2 separate regions of the Homo sapiens genome follow, and region 1 is linked to region 2. Evidence: chromatin contacts called from ENCODE Hi-C or POLR2A ChIA-PET data. All regions are on one chromosome and are shown on one strand. The core of a region is the stretch at or near the end of the contact, and the rest is flanking DNA. Distances in the headings are between cores, read along the strand shown. Region 1 overlaps CAMTA1 (calmodulin binding transcription activator 1). Region 2 overlaps CAMTA1 (calmodulin binding transcription activator 1).

Region 1 (6,628 bases), core at 2,570-5,069, 45 kb before region 2:
ACGTTAGATGAGTGAGAAGGAGTAAATGAATAATTAGGCGTCTGAGTAAGTGCACAGAGAAATGTTCAGTGGGTGTCAAGGAGCCTTAGGGAATATAAAATGCTTTTCTCACTATTTATATTTGGCAACAATGTCCGTCCTGGCCCTCCTTCTTCCTTTTCTGCGGCAAAGGTCTTAGTGTGTTGATGGCGTAGGAAGCCCTGCAGGGTTACGACCCACACTCTCCATGTGGTCTCAGTGTACAATTTCCAGGCAAGCATGCCCTTGATTTTTATGATCATGTGATTATCTTACTTCTTCCCACATAGAACGCTAAGCTCCACACAAGCATGGAGATGGTCTGGTTTTGTTCATCATTATATTCCCAGTGTTTAGCACAGTGCCTGGCACATACTAGTTGCTCAGTAAATAGATACTGGTTGTATAAATAAATGAACTCATTGGCAAAAGGAAAGCATTTTCTCAAAATTTCCTAGACTCAACCTTTGAGGCTATAGGAATATCTATCTATCTATCTATCTATCTATCTATCTATCTATCTATCATCTAGGAAGCAAGTATCTATCTAGGCTAAGAAATCACTGCAACAAAGAGGCATGTGCTTAATGTTTTATGTCAAATATTGTTGTCCTTTTATTCTTTTGCCTGCAGGAGGGCTCATCAATGTATGGAGAAATGAAAGAGCGCCGCATTTCACATTGGAGGGATCTGGGTTTGAGTCCTTGGGCCAGCCTTGCTACAGTGGGGGCAAGAACACCAATCACACTGGCTTATTACGGAATTCAAATGTGGCAGAGTATTTAAACTATGAAGTGTAGAATAAATTAATTGGCTTGCCAATTCCCCATAGCTAGTACTAGAGGCTGGCCTCAGATGGAAGAACCAGGGGCTGTGCCTGTCCTGGGGAATGATGGCAACGCCTTCCATCCTTCTGGCCCATGTTTACATCTGGTACTACGCTAAGCATCACAGAGCAATTAGCGCACATCCTCTCCAAGTACCAGATTTACCTGATTTCATAGATAAGGAAATGATATCCAGAAGACATATCCCAATTCACCCAAGGAAAACAACTAACTTTGCATCTAACTCTATGGCAGAGATAGCTATCTGTTTCCCTTTGCCCAGCTTTCTCTTCCTTAAGTATTAGAATCCCCAAATTTAGCTGGGCATGTGGACACTCAGAGTGAAGCCTACATTTCCTACCCTCCTCTGTAGTTAGATGTGACTGCAATTGCATTCTGGCCAGTAGGATACAGGCAAAAGCGTTGTTCTCTCCTTTCCTGCTGGCTGGAATGCAGGCACTATGGCTTGAACTCAAGCAGCTATTTTGTGCCATGAGGTGAAGGCTATCTATTGAGGACAGTGGTACTGCATTATTGGAGGCTGGGACTCTAATGAGCAACCAGTTGCCCAGCCAGTTCTCAACCCTCTAACCAATCGTTTCCCAGGTAGAAAAATCACCATCACTGGCCATCAGAGAAATGCAAATCAAAACCACAATGAGATACCATCTCACACCAGTTAGAATGGCGATCATTAAAAAGTCAGGAAACAACAGGTGCTGGAGAGGATGTGGAGAAATAGGAACACTTTTACACTGTTGGTGGGACTGTAAACTAGTTCAACCATTGTGGAAGTCAGTGTGGCGATTCCTCAGGGATCTAGAACTAGAAATACCATTTGACCCAGCCATCCCATTACTGGGTATATACCCAAAGGACTATAAATCATGCTGCTATAAAGACACATGCACACATGTGTTTATTGCGGCACTATTCACAATAGCAAAGACTTGGAACCAACCCAAATGTCCAACAATGATAGACTGGATTAAGAAAATGTGGCACATATACCCCATGGAATACTATGCAGCCATAAAAAATGATGAGTTCATGTCCTTTGTAGGGACATGGATGAAATTGGAAATCATCATTCTCAGTAAACTATTGCAAGAACAAAAAACCGAACACCGCATATTCTCACTCATAGGTGGGAATTGAACAATGAGAACACATGGACACAGGAAGGGGAACATCACACTCTGGGGACTGTTGTGGGGTTGGGGGAGGGGGGAGGGATAGCATTGGGAGATATACCTAATGCTAGATGACGAGTTAGTGGGTGCAGCACACCAGCATGGCACATGTATACGTATGTAACTAACCTGCACAATGTGCACATGTACCCTAAAACTTAAAGTATAATAATAAATAAATAAATAAAAAATAAAAAAAAGAAAAATCAAACCGTCTTATTTAAGTCACCGCTATTATGATGTTTTCGGTCACTTGCAGCTGAACCTATCTTAATACAGCCTGTCTGACTCCAGAGCACATTTTCCTAACCACTTTCTTTAGAAAGCAGCTTATCTTTGCCATCCTTGCATGACCTTAGGGCATTATGATAAAACCCTTGGCACAGAGTCTGGCTCAGAGTGAGTGCTCAATAAATTCCAACTAGCCACTGCTCTCATTGTCCCGTGGCCACTGCTGCTGCTGTTCACAAGCATGTGCCACCCTGACAGCTTTGCTTAGCAATCCAGAATGATCAGATCAGCTGGGTGGACCAGGCAAGGTAGTTTTCATAGAGCCCAAAGTGCCTAACCCTGCCTGGCATCAGAAGGGAGGACTGTTTGTTATCTTGGCTCCAGAAAGACTCTTCAAACTATTTCTACCAATACTGTATTTATGCCACATTCTTACTAAGACCTGATGGAACTAGGCCCTAAAGAGGAAGAGTGGCCAGAAGTGGTGAAATCTGATCCAACTGGGCAACCTTCTTTTCTTTTCTTTTTTTTGAGACAGAGTTTCGCTCTTGTTGCCCAGGCTGGAGTGCAACAGCATGATCTCGGCTCACTGCAACCGCCATGTCCTGGGTTCAAGCAGTTCTCCTGCCTCAGCCTCCAGAGTAGCTGGGATTACAGGCATGCGCTACCACGCCTGGCTAATTTTGTATTTTTAGTAGAGACGGGGTTTCTCCATGTTGGTCAGGCTGGTCTCAAACTCCCGACCACAGGTGATTCACCTGCCTCAGCCTCCCAAAGTGCTGGAATTAGAGGCGTGAGCCACCGGACCCGGACTTAACTGGGCAACCTTCCTTGGGATACCAGAGGAGAGGGACGTGCCGGGCAAATGGACAGTCACTTTCTGAGCCTACAGGAAAACTAACCCCATGGGCTCCTGGGAAATCCTCTTTGAAGAGCCAGATTTGCATATAAATAATAGGTATGTTAAAACATATGATGTCTGGATTTGGTATTCATCCTAAGAGTTGAATGCACAATTTGTAATAATTTCCTCAAATTCTAGCAATGTTCCTGCAGACCCTGTCTTCAGCACTGGCATTGGGCAATTAATTAAATTGCCATTATCCTCCACAAAGTGATGACTACTGATTAAGAACAGCCCTTTTTCTCCACCGCTCACTTGGCAGTCCTGTTTCTGCCTGGCCGCAGCCTCAAGTCTCTGCTCCATGGCGCAAGGCAGACGCACGCAGACAGGCTTTGTCGGTTCGCTGATGTGTGTTGTTTGGAAAATGAGAACACAAGGAAAGCTGTCCTTAGGAGGAAGAGGCAAGGAGAGGCATCGGGAGGCCAAGAGATCAAAGCGAGGTGTCAGAAACAAAGACAGTGAAGGAGTTCAGTCCCCTTTTAATGCTGCCTGCCAGTTCAGACGGCCACTGCCCTTGCCTTCTAGGGAATTCTGCTGGTTAAGAAGCTCAGACAAGCCCCAGAATGCCCCGATGAGGACGCAACAGGAAGACAATCCATAGACAGAGAAAGTGCTTTGTTTTACGGTTTCCTGGGCACTGACACCAGCAGCCTTTTCTGCCAGCGGTTTGAAATACGAGACGCTGGTGTTTTTTCCCGGCTCCCTGAATTTAAATTACATCACCAAAGAAGAAACTTCCCGAAGGAAATGAATCTCTGCAGATAACGATCCCTCACAATGGATTCAAATTGTAATAAAAATATAACTTGAATGTTAAAGGTGAATTTCAATTAAGGATTCCATCACATATTTTGCTCCAGACCACAATAAAAAAACTTATTTCACTGCCAACAGCAAGTCTCCTGCGACATCTCTTTGAAAATCAACTATTTTTGAAAGCTAAGTTAGAAAAACACATGTGCTCTAGGGTATAAAGAAAGCAGCATTGTGTATAAATTGTAATACTGAGAGGTAGATCTTAGTATATTGACATTATAAAAACTGGGTAGCAATGGGAAATAATATTTTTACAAAGGTGCCAAACATAAATGCCAGACCTGCAGGCAAATTTATAGACTCTGTCATGCATGGTGGCATTTCACCATCAGGTGCTCAAGAAAGCCAGGGAGGAGGGTGCCTGCAGGTGCCACCCTGAGGCGCACAGGCCACTGTCAGGCCACCCAGGCAAGTCAGAGACAGAGTGGGGATGGGGATGGGGTGCCTCGAGGAGCCGGTGCAAGATATGAGCTAAGGAAAAGCTGGAATAAAGTCCCTCCCAGGAAGCCCTGGCCCCTGGGTCCCCACTTTAAATGCACCTGCTGGGCCCACAGGCCTCATCCCCCACCAGCCCCATAGTTTAGTGCGGCCTCTGACTCGGTCTCCGATTTTTTTTTAATTGAAGTAAAATTCACATATCATAAAATTCACCATTTTAAAGTGTACAGGTCAGTGGATGTTAGGATGTTCTCAGCTGTGTAACCATCACCACTGTCTAGTTCTAAAACATTTCATCACCCTGAAAGGAAACCCCATTCTCCTGAAGCAGCCCCTCCCCACTCCTCCCTGCCCCCGGCCCCAGGCAACCACCCACCCGCTTTCTGTGTCTGTGGATTTGCCTGGACGTTCACATAAATGAAACACACCATGTGCGGCCTGCTGCGACTGACTTCTTTCACTCAGCAATACGTCCTCAGGTTCATCCTGGTGGTAGCGTGGGTTCATACTTCATTCCTGTTTATGGGTGAATATTATTCCATCGTATGGATAGAGCACATTTTGTTTATTCCTCTGTGGAGGGACTTTTGGGTTGCTTCTTGCTTTTGGCTACTCTGATTATGTAACACGGCTTCCTCTCTCTCTCTGAAGCTAGGATCTCTCTGGCAGAGCACACAGTTAGTTACATACAAGGCCGTCAGGCTTCTTTGGCTGAATGGCTACAGGAATAGCAGGTGCTACAGTGCATAGATCAACTGCCCTCCAGCACTTATGTAAAGCTCACTACAATTGGGAGAATTTCCTCTAACACCATCTCCCAGGACAGACTCAGATGTGTCTGAGTGAGGGGTTTGCGAACTTGTTCTGTAAAAGGCCTTTTCTGTACATCTTTTTGGCTTTCTAGGCAATACTGTCTCTATGGCGCCTTCTTGATTCCGCCATAGTCTTGGAAAAGCCACACAATATGTAAACAAATGTGCATGGAGGGGTTCCAATAAAACTTTATTTTTTTAATTATTATTTTTTTGAGACAGGCTCTCACTCTGTCACCCAGACTGGAGTGCAGTGGTACAGTCTCAGCTCATTGCAACCTCTGCCTCCCGGGTTCAAGCGATTCCCTTGCCTCAGCCTCCCCTGTAGCTGGGATTACAGGTGCACACCACTATCACTCGGCTAATTTTTGCATTTTTAGTAGAGACAGGGTTTCACCATGTTGGCCAGGCTGGTCTCGAACTCCTGACCTCAAATGATCACCTGCCTCGGCCTCCTCAAAAACCTTTATTTTTAAAAGCAGATGGTGGACTGGATTTGGTTCATGGGCCATAGTTTGTCAATCCTTAGTCTAAATGAATTGTATCCACTAGCTGCAGTGATTGGTTCAGGAGGTCAGAGGACCTAAACAGATCCAGAGCGAAACCTCGGACTTTTTACCCAATGGTTGGGAAAAGAGAGGTTCTCTCTTCTTTAGGACAGTGGAGAATATCTGGGGCCTGAGATGACTACAGTCATTTTACTAACACAGGGAAGTCGGCCTGAGAATAGAGAACAGTAAGGAGGAGGGAGGCATTGAAAGAATCGCAGGACAGGGCCGGACTCTTGGTTGAGCCATGCCAGAGGTCCCCTCTACACCTGGCCTTTTCACTGCTGCTCTTACACATTTATTACTTGTCTGTCTCCCCATAGCGAGGACGGTGTTAATTGCTGCTGTATTCCCAGTGCCTTGCGCTTTTTAAGTCCCTAGTAAATGCTTGAATGAATGAACTCTGGGAGGTGGTCAGGTCTCTCCTGGGGTAGAGAGGTGAAGGGGGCCCCTCAGCCCTCGGTCAGGCGAGTGCTCCCTATGTGTTGGGACTGGGTTGGACAGACTAGATTTGGTCTAAATTAATTGTATTAATTAAATTAATGTAGAGTGGAGCTTGAGTGCCATCTTGCCTGGGCAGAGCACTTTTCAGAATGGACATGCAGCAGGGGTCCAGCACTTCCAGACAGATCCGAATCTGTGATCCGGTCTGTGATCTCATCCATTAGAGCCTTTGGACACAGGCTGAGGACAGACTAGCTCCCAGGGAGCAGCCTATCTGAGAGGTCATTTTGCTCACATAGGCAAGGGCTGGGGACAAATGTTAACCAATCCTGGGCAGACAGTACCATTGGCTTCCATCTCCAGGGCAAAAGAGACACCAGTGTTGAGACAGGGGAAG
Region 2 (6,375 bases), core at 2,847-5,346:
AAGTTTCCTGAGGCCTCTCCAGCCATGCTTCCTGTACAGCCTGCGGAACTGTGAGCCAATTAAACCTCTTTTCGTTATAGATTACCCAGTTTCAGGTATTTCTTTATAGCAGTGTGAGAACGGACTAGTCCAATAGACATCACATAAAATTCACCATTTTAACCACCGTTAAGTGCATGTTTTGGTGGCGTTAAGTCCATCTACGCTGCACAGGCACCTTCCCCACTGTAGTTTCATCACCTTATCCTACTTTTTTTCTTTCTCGTGGCACACACACCAACTTGAAAATCGCTGATGTTTCAGTTCTTGACTGAATGCCTTTCCCATGTGCACTCCATGAGGGCAGGGCTTTGTCTTGTTCACTATCTCCAACACTTGGAAGAGCATCAGGGACATGGCAGGTGCTCAATCAATATTTGAATACATGAATTGATGATGCATTGACACAAGGAGTCCATTCCTGCGTACATGGTGGGCTTTATGGAAAAGCTCAGCGATGCTCCTGGTGCACAGTCTGTACTCAAAGGCAGACGGCTCCAAACCCTCCAGAACTAGGCCAATCCCTTTGTGCCAGCCGTGTCCCGGCCCTACATGAGTAGCCTTCATCCCTTGTTACCTGGCATGACTCTATAGGTGGCATTGTCATTGGTGTACACTTGTTTCTGTGGAAGGGGGTGCACTCTCTTCTTCTGCATCCTTCTTTCTGGGACCTAACGGGACTGGGTGCTGGGTGAGTACCAAAGCAGGAGGGAGACTGAGGTGTCAAGAGCAGAAGCCCCAAAATCTGGAGGAGGAAGTGGCACCTCCATCTCTGTAAGAGTCAGGGTTCCCCAGCAAAAAAGAACCAATAGGACAATATATATGTAGTCCTATTGTGTGTATATAATATATATGTACATATATGTATATATGTATATATGTTATGTAGCTATATATAGTATATATACACATATAATACATATATATATACATGTTTATTTCTAAGGAATTGGCTCACACGATCTATTGTGGGGACTGACAAATCCCAAATTTGTTGGGCGGACAAGCGGGCTGGAAATTCGGGTAAGAGTTGATGCTGTAATCTTGAGTCCAAATTCCACTAGGCAACAGGCTGGAAACTCAGGCAGCGCTTCTAGGTTGCAGCCTGGAGGCAGAACTCCTTTTTCTTAGGGAAACCTCGGTCTGCTCTCAAGGCCTTTCCCTGATTGGATGAGGCCCATCACCCACATTGTGACTGGATGAGGCCCACCGCCCACATTGTGATTGGATGAGGCCCACCGCCCACATTGTGATTGGATGAGGCCCACCGCCCACATTGTGATTGGATGAGGCCCACTGCCCACACTGTGATTGGATGAGGCCCACTGCCCACACTGTGATTGGATGCAGCCCACGGCCCACACTGTGATTGGATGAGCCCACGGCCCACACTGTGATTGGATGAGGCCCACCATGCACATTACGGAGGGTCAACCACTTCCCTCAAAGTCTGCTGATTTAAATGTTCATCACATTTACAAAATACCTTCACAGAGACATCGGGACTGGTGTTTGACCGACATCTGGGTACCACGGCCGGGTCAAATTGACAGATGAAATGAACCACTGCAATGCCTATCAGACACGCCCTCTCCTAACCTCGCAAGGGGTGCTTACCTCCCCTCAAAGGAAGAGGACGATGTGGCAGTCGGGTGGACACAGGTCCTTAGTCCCCGTCCCCCTCACAAGGTGATAGGTATTGATGGACTGGCTCTAAGCCAGGCCTCCTAGAACCACCAGGCCACTACGGACTCACCAACATTCTGCTCAATCATCTGCCGTAATCTGCCTAAGCAACTCCCCCAGAGAGGTCAGATCACTAGGGATCGTATTCAAGTCATGTATTAGTTATTGCTCAGAGGCCTCAGGGACATAAATCAACAGAAAAGCAAAAAGGCTTCTGGACCTGCCACCTCATTTTCTTTCTTCCTGGATGGGACCTAGGAGCTATGATCCAGAGGAAGATAGGGAGGGGGCCGCTGGCCTTGAGTTCCTTGGCACACATGTGGGGACTCCAAAGGACAGGAGTGAGGAAGATAGAAGGGCCATGGCCTTCTCCCTGTTGCTGGCCCCGAGAGAGCTCTGTGAAGGAGGCCCAGTGGTTAGCTCTGCAGGGGAGGTTCCCAGCCCCCTGCCCACCTCGGGACGTGAAACAGAGAAATGCGATCAAGGAGTCAAGGCCTCCTGCCAGGTTCCTCGCCCTGGCCTTGCTGGGCTAGGCTCTCTGCCTTTCATTTCTCAACAGACCTCTCTGCACCTGCTCAACAGTCCCAAGTCATTTATGTAACAAGCCCTGTGCCTCTTCCCTCTGCTAAGTGTCCTCTCCCTGCCCACCCCTGCAATCACACGTACATGCTCCTGAGAGGCCAGGGTGGTCATGGAAGCAGGGACTATGGGCCAGGAAACTTGCTCCGTTCTGGAAGGATGGCCAGAGAGAAGCTGCTTCCACCAGCTGGTGCATCTCATCACCCCCAAGTCAATTCGCCTGGTCTGGGTTTGCAAGTTCATGCTAATCATGACTCCTCCAAGCCAGGAATCCATGGCAAAGCCCTACCAGGCAGCTCTGGGCTGCAGAGATGGCCCAACTGAATAGCCCAGGCCTCTGGGCGCTGATGAACACACGTGCTCTCCATCACACAGCCCCAGGCCACAGCCAGTAGAGCTCCTGGCATCTCAGGGCTTCATGGGGGACCAGGTGGGCTCACTCACTCACCCACACTGTGAACAACACTGTCCCCATGCATCCCTCCCCAACACCCAGTCCAGGCAGGCCATGGCCAGGCAGAGGGTGAGAGCGGCCACTCCAGGTGGCCAATTTGGGTCTTTGTTTTGTGTTTCAGTGGGATAATGAATGAAAAATAAAATCACAGGTGCTCAGGAGAGGGCTGCTTCTTGGGCAGGAAAGCCGGTTTCCAGAGTCGATGAGCCGGTGGTTACATTTTAATTAGTTTGATAAATAATTATGCCTCTGAGACACCCAATCTGCCTTACAGGCTCTCTTCCCCACCATCAATAGATTAATCTTATTTAACCACATTTTACTTAGTACACAAACCCGTGTTCTGTGTTTCAAATACCAAGGTTGCAGAGGTCTTGGTTTTTGCCTTTTTTTTTTTTTTTAACGTTATCTATAAACACATCTACCTCCACTGACTGGCAAAATTCCTGCACTGTAAGTCAGCCTGGCAGATTCCACCCTGGAGGACACACGCGTGAATGCTATTTGCCCATCCTCTCTGAGTATAAATCCTGGCCTCACTCTTCCTCTGTGTGAAAGCCCTGCCTGGGTTTTCTCCCCAGAGCGAGATGTATATGGCTCTCAGGTGCAGACCCATCTTTTTATCCAAAGCACTGGGAAGCCTCAAGCTGGAGCCTCAGCTCCAGGGCATCAGGCGGGAAGTTGGCAATGTTCAGGGCCGAGATCACTCAGCTGCTTTGACGGGCATCCCCGGGACTGCTGACGTCCCAAGGCACTGACAGGTGGCTGCTGAGTAAACGGTCATTTGACCTATATGTTTGTTTTGATAAATGCCCGATAGGAATGTGCTACTGGTAAATTTCAGTTCTCAGGAAAGATATTGATACCCATGACATTCCTCATTTCCTCAGCTTTGCAAGGCAAACCGGGATTACCCTGAAAGTCTAACTCACTGAAAACTTGGTGGGAACTTGCACAGAAGAATCTAAACAAAACCCCAGAAGGGTAGCCTCGGGGTCTGACACCCCCCACCCCCACCCCCCCCCCCCCCCCCCACACACACACACACAAAAGCTGTGCTGCCAAACAAGCCCTCTTCTCCGTAGTATATAGGTCCAGTAAAGTCATAGCAGGGGTGTCTCAGAGCCTGGATTTGGTTTAAAAAATGGTTTGTCCTAAAGGGATCTGTATGAGCTTCAGCAAGCAGATTCATCAGTTTAAATTGTCCGCGGAGTGCAAAATGAGAGCTTCCTCCTAAGTCATGCTATGACATGTTCTAGTTAGGAAGGGAGCTTTCCCGCACTCCAGATGCCAGGTGATAAGAATTACTGATGCATTGCTTTCAAAACAGTTGGTTTTATGGCTTGGCAGAGCTGGCTCTCAGATTCTGCTGGGCTTCATTTGCATACCGAATGACAGCCTAGGAAAAGGCGACCGGAAGGCCTCAGACACCGTCAGCCTCTTCCATCTCTGCTGCCAGTTATAGGTCATTTTAAACTAACATCTGGTGAGTATATTTTTAAACCGTATCTGTAGCTTTAATTAGGGATCTCCTGGGAATGTCAGGGGAGGAACAAGAGAGACATCCCCCGGGGGAGATGAAAACACTGGCAGTTCCACACATGCAAAGCCCCGGAAGCTGCCTTGGCCCAGTTTTATGACACTGTATGTTCAACTGTGATAGGGGAGCCCTTTGCACAAGAAGATCTTAATATTAGCTACATGCTAGGGTAAGCAGAAATTCCGTTTCCGCATCCAAAAGAACTGACTGCCTCCAGGAGGTGGCTTCTGTGCCCAAGATCCAAGAGGGGTTTCCCCTTACGCAGCCACAGAAACCAAAACTGTCCCGAAAATGTTGCCAAGGAATGGAGAGGTCACCTTAGGACCCTCCTTCCAAGAGTATTTGTGATGAAGAACTAGTCAAGGGCTCCTCTGCCCTGGCAGGGAGAGTGATTTTTTTCCCCCTTTCTTTTCCAAAAGGACAATTCTGGAATGATACCTCATTACATGTGACAGACTTTACTTTCCACGTAGACCAGTGCAATTTAATATTCTTCTTACACGTGTTCATTTCTTTCAGCGATGTTTGAGATCTAAAGTACTATTTTAAAATTCTGTAAATTCTCAGGGATGTATATTTAAAAGCCAGATTAAAATGGCCTTTCCTCTCCTTCCCACTTGCCTGGCTACGTGACACAATTTGCCCACATCAGGCTGGAGAGCAGAGAGCCCCAGGAGTCTAAAGAGAGGCGGCCCTGCTGCTTGGCAGTTTCCAACCCCACCTCTTTCCTTGATAAATGTAAGTAATAAAAAAAAATTCCTCCATTTCACTGGAATGCCCATTAAAATGTAAACACAGAGAGAGGATTTTGAGGAGGCTACAAAAATGCTTTATTCAAGAGACTGCAAACGGCAAAGCAAATCTAAAGTTGATTTTTAAACCTAGTCCGTGGTATGTAAATACACCAGGCTCCACGCCCCTGCAAGGCACACAGATCACCGGGATGCTTATTGGAGAATCTGCAACATGGCGGAGGCTGTAACCCCAGCCTCCCTAGAAGCTGGGACGACAGCAGCATTTAAGCCCCTCAGCCTTTTCCTTTCACAAAGTTGTCTTCCTGGATCCAATATGAAGATCCAATGCCTTGGCTGCGCATGGCAGGAGCCCCTGACATTTCTCACTGCCGAAATGTAGGACCTCTGCCGGGAAATCTCCCAGTGCAAAGGGAATTTCACAGCAGAGAGAACGGTGTGTTCTCTCCACCTGTTCCACCTGTGACCTTGCAGGAAGGCGTGCCTATGCGATCATCACTCTGCAGCGTGGGGTCCCGTGTCAGATCCGACTCCCCTGCGGGTCTCTCCCTCACCGGCAGGAATGACAACTAGGTTCAACTCATGTCAATTGCCAAAGCTTGCAGAGCCCAACCTCGACAGGGAAGCTCATAATCACCTGAGAGTCATCCTCTGACATGTTTGCTATCCCTGTCCAAAAACTGCAGAGAAGGGCGACATCATCAAGTTTACCATCAATCAGTTTAGCTCCTGAATGCCAGTCACTGGGTGACCTGCCACTAGGACTAAAGAGGATTCTGTTGCTCATGCCCGCTGGAGTGGGTGCAGCAATAAATGGCTGAGGAATGCAAGGAAACAGACCATAAAGGGCTTCACACTTGCCCCCTCTCATGGAAGCCAACTTCTTCCACCAACTCTCCATAGTGTGACAGTCCACAACAGAGTGGCCATGAGTCCACTGTGAACTTATCAAGCCTACGGTCAGCTTTCCCTGCACCTCTCAGCACACAAGCTCACGCTTCGTGCAACCATGGGGGTTGCAAGCCTAGTAATGGGTATTGTGTGTGTGTGTGTGTATCTGCGGGTGTGTGCTCATTTCTATAAACTGTAAGTATATTCTTTATTTTTACTGCCTGCTTTGCTCAGCCTGCAGACAGCACAAAGATCATCAGCAGCCTCCTAAATTATGGATTGGCTCACCAAGTACACTGTGTCGCTCATTAGCGACATCACCATACAGCTCCACACAACAATAAATTAAGTAACACAATGGCTGCGGGAAAATTAGGTGAATAATTCTCACGTTAAACTAAAAAGTTCTGGATGTCTTTGGTTTCTTCCGGGCT

The links. A loop is a pair of places that touch in the nucleus more often than their neighbours do. ChIA-PET counts read pairs that join two places held with the same protein, here RNA polymerase II (POLR2A).
Region 1: a loop to region 2 is called in a map of K562, with 2.0 times the contacts of the local background. The contact joins two enhancer-like sites. A Hi-C loop is called at or near these places in 1 of 168 maps with a recorded cell type or tissue (K562) and 1 of 37 single-sample maps with no recorded cell type. POLR2A ChIA-PET finds 5 or more read pairs at or near these places in 1 of 52 experiments (HCT116).

The regions. Positions count from the first base shown.
Region 1 is chr1:7,376,747-7,383,374 of GRCh38, reverse strand. The region is part of intron 5 of CAMTA1 (calmodulin binding transcription activator 1); the gene reads right to left. It overlaps CAMTA1-AS2 (CAMTA1 antisense RNA 2), which reads left to right. Exons shown (of 3, transcript NR_146199.1): 3 at 652-888. Among named protein-coding and RNA genes, the nearest start is that of CAMTA1-AS2, 9.7 kb to the left of the region's middle. RefSeq lists enhancers at 2,429-3,053, 3,054-3,680, 3,681-4,306, 4,307-4,933. Within about 2 kb of position 3,819, at least 6 of the 41 ENCODE cell types and tissues checked have a DNase peak (open chromatin) inside an H3K27ac peak, as active enhancers do.
Region 2 is chr1:7,332,557-7,338,931 of GRCh38, reverse strand. All of the region lies in intron 5 of CAMTA1 (calmodulin binding transcription activator 1), which reads right to left. Among named protein-coding and RNA genes, the nearest start is that of CAMTA1-IT1, 29 kb to the left of the region's middle. RefSeq lists an enhancer at 2,160-3,037. Within about 2 kb of position 4,096, at least 2 of the 41 ENCODE cell types and tissues checked have a DNase peak (open chromatin) inside an H3K27ac peak, as active enhancers do.